Linked DNA regions of Homo sapiens: region 2 is linked to region 1. The links are chromatin loops, found by intact Hi-C in ENCODE. Cell type or tissue: Caco-2. All regions are shown on one strand.

Evidence for each region. Hi-C counts contacts between places; a loop is a spot of excess contacts. Peaks named below come from ENCODE experiments on the same cell type or tissue, not always from the same donor. Only the 100,000 strongest peaks of a DNase experiment are listed, where the experiment ranks them.
Region 2: a loop joins it to region 1, with 4 times the contacts of the local background. A loop is called at or near these places in 4 of 110 quality-filtered maps.

What each region holds. Positions count from the first base shown.
Region 1 is chr20:57,325,856-57,328,355 of GRCh38, forward strand. LOC105372687 (a long non-coding RNA gene) reads right to left here. Exons shown (of 12, transcript XR_007067670.1): 2 at 2,103-2,248. Among named protein-coding and RNA genes, the nearest start is that of SPO11, 2.7 kb to the right of the region's middle. RefSeq lists enhancers at 480-983, 984-1,486. In Caco-2, no CTCF peak of the experiment used is centred here; a DNase peak (open chromatin) is centred at 986.
Region 2 is chr20:57,246,174-57,248,673 of GRCh38, forward strand. All of the region lies in intron 1 of BMP7 (bone morphogenetic protein 7), which reads right to left. Among named protein-coding and RNA genes, the nearest start is that of BMP7, 19 kb to the right of the region's middle. In Caco-2, no CTCF peak of the experiment used is centred here; a DNase peak (open chromatin) is centred at 1,562.

The DNA.
Region 1 (2,500 bases):
GCTGCAGTGATGGGGAGCGGGGAGGTCTCTTTCTCTTTCGCTCACATCTCACACACTTCTGAATTATGTCAATATCTTATGAGAAGCATGTAGCAGTCTCACAATTTTCGAAAGCTAAAAAATGCAAAGGAAAAATGGCTATAAACCCTCAAGAAGTAAAGAAAATATTATGGCCTTTTCTCTACTTCTTGTCTAACAAGAAGCTACCATATATTTTTCTTTTTTCTTTTTTTTTTTTTGAGACAGGTTCTGCTCTGTGGCCCAGGCTGGAGAGCAGTGGCGTGAATCTCAGCTCACTCTAACCTCCGCCTCCAGGACTCAAGTGATCCTTCCACCTCAGGCCACCACACCTGGCTAATTTTTGTATTTTTTGTAGAGACATGGTTTCACCATGTTGCCCAGGCTGGTCTCAAACTCCTAAGTTCAAGTGATCTGCTCACCTCGGCCTCCCAAAGTGCCGGGATTACAGGCCTGAGCCACCGCGCCCTGCCATGAATCTACAAAATGTTAAAATTCACTTACATTTGCTAGATAAGCCACCTTGTTTAAATGTAAGAAGTATGCTATCCTCTCCTGTCTGGTTTGTTGAAAGGGCCTCCCCATCCTTGCCTCCCTTCTTTCCCTTTTTTGGATGTGTTAGAGGTGGAACAGATCTTTGCACCTAATTTAAACAATACTCCTTTCCAGCCTGCACAAAGATTTTGGCCCTCTACTGTGTTTCTGGGACTGAGTATGAGTTTGGAGGAAACACCGGCTAGTAGGGTTTGCGGGGAAGCTTCCTGGCCCATAGGGAGAACTCAGTATTGAGACTGTCCTGCAAGTTGGCATTTGTCAGTTTCATTTGCAATGTGTTGCTAGGAGCAGAATATGTTTTTCTGGTTCTTGCTCACAGCCTGGGGCTGGGACTGTTGACTTTGATGTGAAGGTGGTGCACACAGCTGCTGGGGGAGGGCCTATGAGTCCTGCCGTGGAGCAGGATACCTGCAGGGCACAGGCAGAGCCTAGCTGCTGGAGGGTGAGCTGCCCCTCCTGCTTTTGTCAGCGCAGTGGGAACCCCAGCCAAGTCCTTTCAAGTCGCACCTTGCACTTTGCGGTTTCTCCTCTTAGGAATGCCAGGTTTATTACGGGTTTGCTCACTTCACTTCACTGTTCTGATCCTCTCCTTGTGCCCCCACCCAGCTCAGGACCTTTCATTCTGTGTCAGGTCTAGCAAGGCTGCTGGCTTCTGGTTGAGTCTAATGCTAAGTGATACCAAAGGCTCTGTCCTCAGGGGACAGGGAAAAGTGGACAGAAATGTTTCTAGTCCCAGGGGAGAGGCACCTTCCAGCAGACAAGCCTTGACAGTGTCATTGACCTCCTGGCCTGCAAGATCCTTTCATTTGTTTGTTCCTCTTTGGGGATGACGCATGAGAACCCACCTGCCGCACACCCTCATTTGAAAGATGAGAAAACTAAGACCACCACCAAAGCCCCCAGAGAACGATGACACACTCCAAGCCAGACCCCCACAGATGCCTCATATCCAAGTGGTTAAGAGCATGAATTTGGAGTCAAGGTTTAACTCTCAGCTCTGTCACTTACTGGAGGTCCAATCTTACACAAAAGGGTTAATTTCTCCAAACCTCAGTTTCTTCATATGTGAATTGGGTGTACTATTTTTCACCTCTTAAAGTCACTGATTTATTTTCAGTGCATTTCTTACCCTGCCAACTTAATTATGTAAGAGTTCATCTGGCCAGGTGCAGTGGCTCACGCCCATAATCCCAGCACTTTGGGAGGGTGAGGAGGATGGATCACCTGAGGTCAGGAGTTCGAGACCAGCCTGGCCAACATGGTGAAACCCCATCTCTACTAAAAAATACAAAAACCTAGCCGGGTGCGATGGCACTTGCCTGTAATCCCAGCTACTCAGGAGGCTGAGGCAGGAGAATTACTTGAACCCAGGAGGCGGAGATTGCAGTGAGCCGAGATTGTGCCACTGCACTCCAGCCTGGGAAACAAGAGCGAAACTCCATCTCAAAAAAAAAAAAAAAAGTTCACCTGATTGCCTTTAGTTCTCCCCTCCTTTTAGGCTCCGAGCTCCCTAAGAGGAAGGGGTTTACCTGCCTTGTTCACAGCTGTGTCCTCGGTAATAAACCTTGCCCGGTGCAAGGTAGGCAGTGAGGAAGTATTTGTGATAACAGCAATGTAAAGCCATCAACACAGTGCTTGGTACATGCAGAACAGCCATCAACACAGGCAACCATCCCTGTGAACAGAGGGAGTGCATTATTTATGATGGGAAACTAGTTTTAGTTGGAAAATTATCAAATTACCAGGAACGGAAAGAACAAAACAGTTCTCCCAAGTAGCTCTTCTGGGGCCAAGCCCCAGCACCCCACCCATGCAGGACCAGGCCCCCAAAGGCCTTGGAACCACCTTGTTCCAGGGTCTCGCTCCACTGTCCTCTCCTCCTTCCCAAAGTCAGGACTCCTTTCCTTGGGCTTCAGAATTCCTATCT
Region 2 (2,500 bases), 80 kb before region 1:
TAAGCAGTTTCATTAAAACTCAATTAGCAGTTTTATTCATAATAAGTGTTGTTAGCTTTACCCATTGCCAGGTCTACTCAACACACGCTTGTCACCATACTAAGAGGCACAATCAATTCAACAGAAGCTCTTTGGGAAAATATACCAATATCTTAATCAATTTAAATACATCCTGGTTTTCAGAAACTTTGATAAGCAAAGATACAGGGCATTAGGCCTGACACACATAACTGTAAAACCCCTATGTGTCTTCCTCCTGCCCTCATGTGAGACTCTCCAATTAGCAATGCTGTTGACTGGCCTGCTCCAAACCTATCCTTCAGGCTTGAGAAGCAGTTCAGGATCAAGTGTAAGAGGGAAGTCTCCAGGAACTGGATCTCCAAATCCAATGATGCTTAACTGGGTATGTGGTCTTGGGCCAACTACCGCTCTCTGCTCATTTATCTGCTCTGTAAAATAGGGGTGATAATAACTGCCCCACCTGAAATGGCTGTCATGAAAATTAAATATGTTAATATTAACTAAAGAGGACAGGCTGGGTGCGGTGGCTCATGCCTGTAATCCCAGCACTTTGGGAGGCCGAGGTGGGCGGATCACCTGAGGTTGGGAGTTCAAGACCAGCCTGGTCAACACGGTGAAACTCCATCCCTACTAAAAGTACAAAAATTAGCCGGGCATGGTGGCACGTGCCTGTACTCCCAGCTACTCAGGAGGCTGAGGCAGGAGAATCACTTGAACCCAGAAGGCAGAAGTTGCAGTGAGCCAAGATTGTACCACTGCATTCCAGCCTGGGTGACAGAGCGAGACTCCATCTCAAAAAAAAACCAAAAGAGGACAAAGGGTGCTTGGCACATAGTAAGCCTTTGACAAATGTTCACTACTGGGATGATTATTACAATGGCTAACATAGCTGTAATCAGATAGTAGACACACCTCCACACCCCAGCCCAGGCACAAAGGGCCAGAGGCTGACTCCAGCAACTGTGTTGATGCAGCCTGGTCTACCCTCTAGACCCAACTGATTCATGAGTGAACATGTGATTCAAACTGCTTAAGAGCCTCCCCCCAACAATTGTAGTTGAATGTAGTAGTTCAAACATATGACTAAGAACCCCAATTTCTTCTGTCTTCTTTGCTCCATCATTGTCTGCATGTTGACTTAATTCTTAGGCCTCTTGTCCCACAGTCACAAGATGGCTGCTGTGGTTCCAAGCAACATGTCTTCACAAAACCACATTCAAGGCAAGACAATGGGGACGAGAACAGAGAGTTCCGTTTGCTCAGCAGCCATTTAATAGAAAGCAAAATATTTTTCAGAACCACCTCTCAGCTTCTCCCCTAATCATCTCCTCCAACCAACGGGCTTAAGGAGGCACCCAGACCCTATCACGTTAGTCTCCCACGGGAATAAGCAGAAGGCATATAGGTGCCCAGAACCCTTTACTAGAAAACATTTGATCAGGCTCCCAGTGTAAGCATGAGGTTCCACCATTCCACCAGGGCAGGCAGGCGTTTCTTTCAAGCAGCTCTCCACCCTTGGCTAACAAACACTGACACAGATTCTTAAAATGCTTTGAGTCTCTTGCTCTGTTCATCCTCCACTCAGGGGAAACAGGAGCCGCCTGTCCCACAAGCAGAACTCAAACCAAGCTCCACCCCAGCCTCTGCTTCCTCCCAGGGGACAATAATTCCTGACCTCCTCGGGTCATTTTCAAGAAATTTTGCCCCTATCTCAGGAGATCAGGAGGGTTATGTTAATAAAACAAAGCTTGTTTTCAGCAAACAACTGGCTGTTGGCTAGAGTTCTATATAGTCCTCAAAGTTAGAGCTAATGTACCTACCTGTAGGTAGGTTTGAGTTTAAAGAATAACTAAAATCTTTCTATGAGCTACAGAGGGTCTGGTTAAATTAATGTCAATGTGCAACCAACCTTCTGTATATATTCACAGTGGAACACTATCATCTGGAGGCTTTGGAAGCTTGCTTAGGGCCTCTATTTATATGTGCATACAGTGGAACCACATCACATGTACAAATAACTTTTGTAAATCTAACTGTATACAACACAGGAAACAACGACAAAGAGGGAGAGAGAAACCATTTCAATCATTTGAATGTGGCCACCCAACAACCACTGCCAACCCACTTTTCCCTCCCCTGCCTCCCACTGTGCTGGCCAGATGCCAGCTGCATACATTCACACCCTCCCTCGAAGTAACAAGACAGGGGCTTACACACAGTTTAGCCCAAGAGACAAGGAGAAGTCTTCCAAGGAACTTCTAGGAAACCAAGAGGTAGGCAGGCAGGCAAGGAGAGCTCTTTGTGCCATTCCCCATCCTCCTGCCTTGAATGTGAGATTGCATGAGGATGAACTGGCTGGGGCGGCAGCAGCCATTTTGTAAGCATGAGGTAAGAGACATGAGGAATTTGAGGATGGTGGTAGGGGGAGGTGGGAAGCTCATGGATGCTTGGACAGTATCACTGAGCTGCCCCTGCAAAC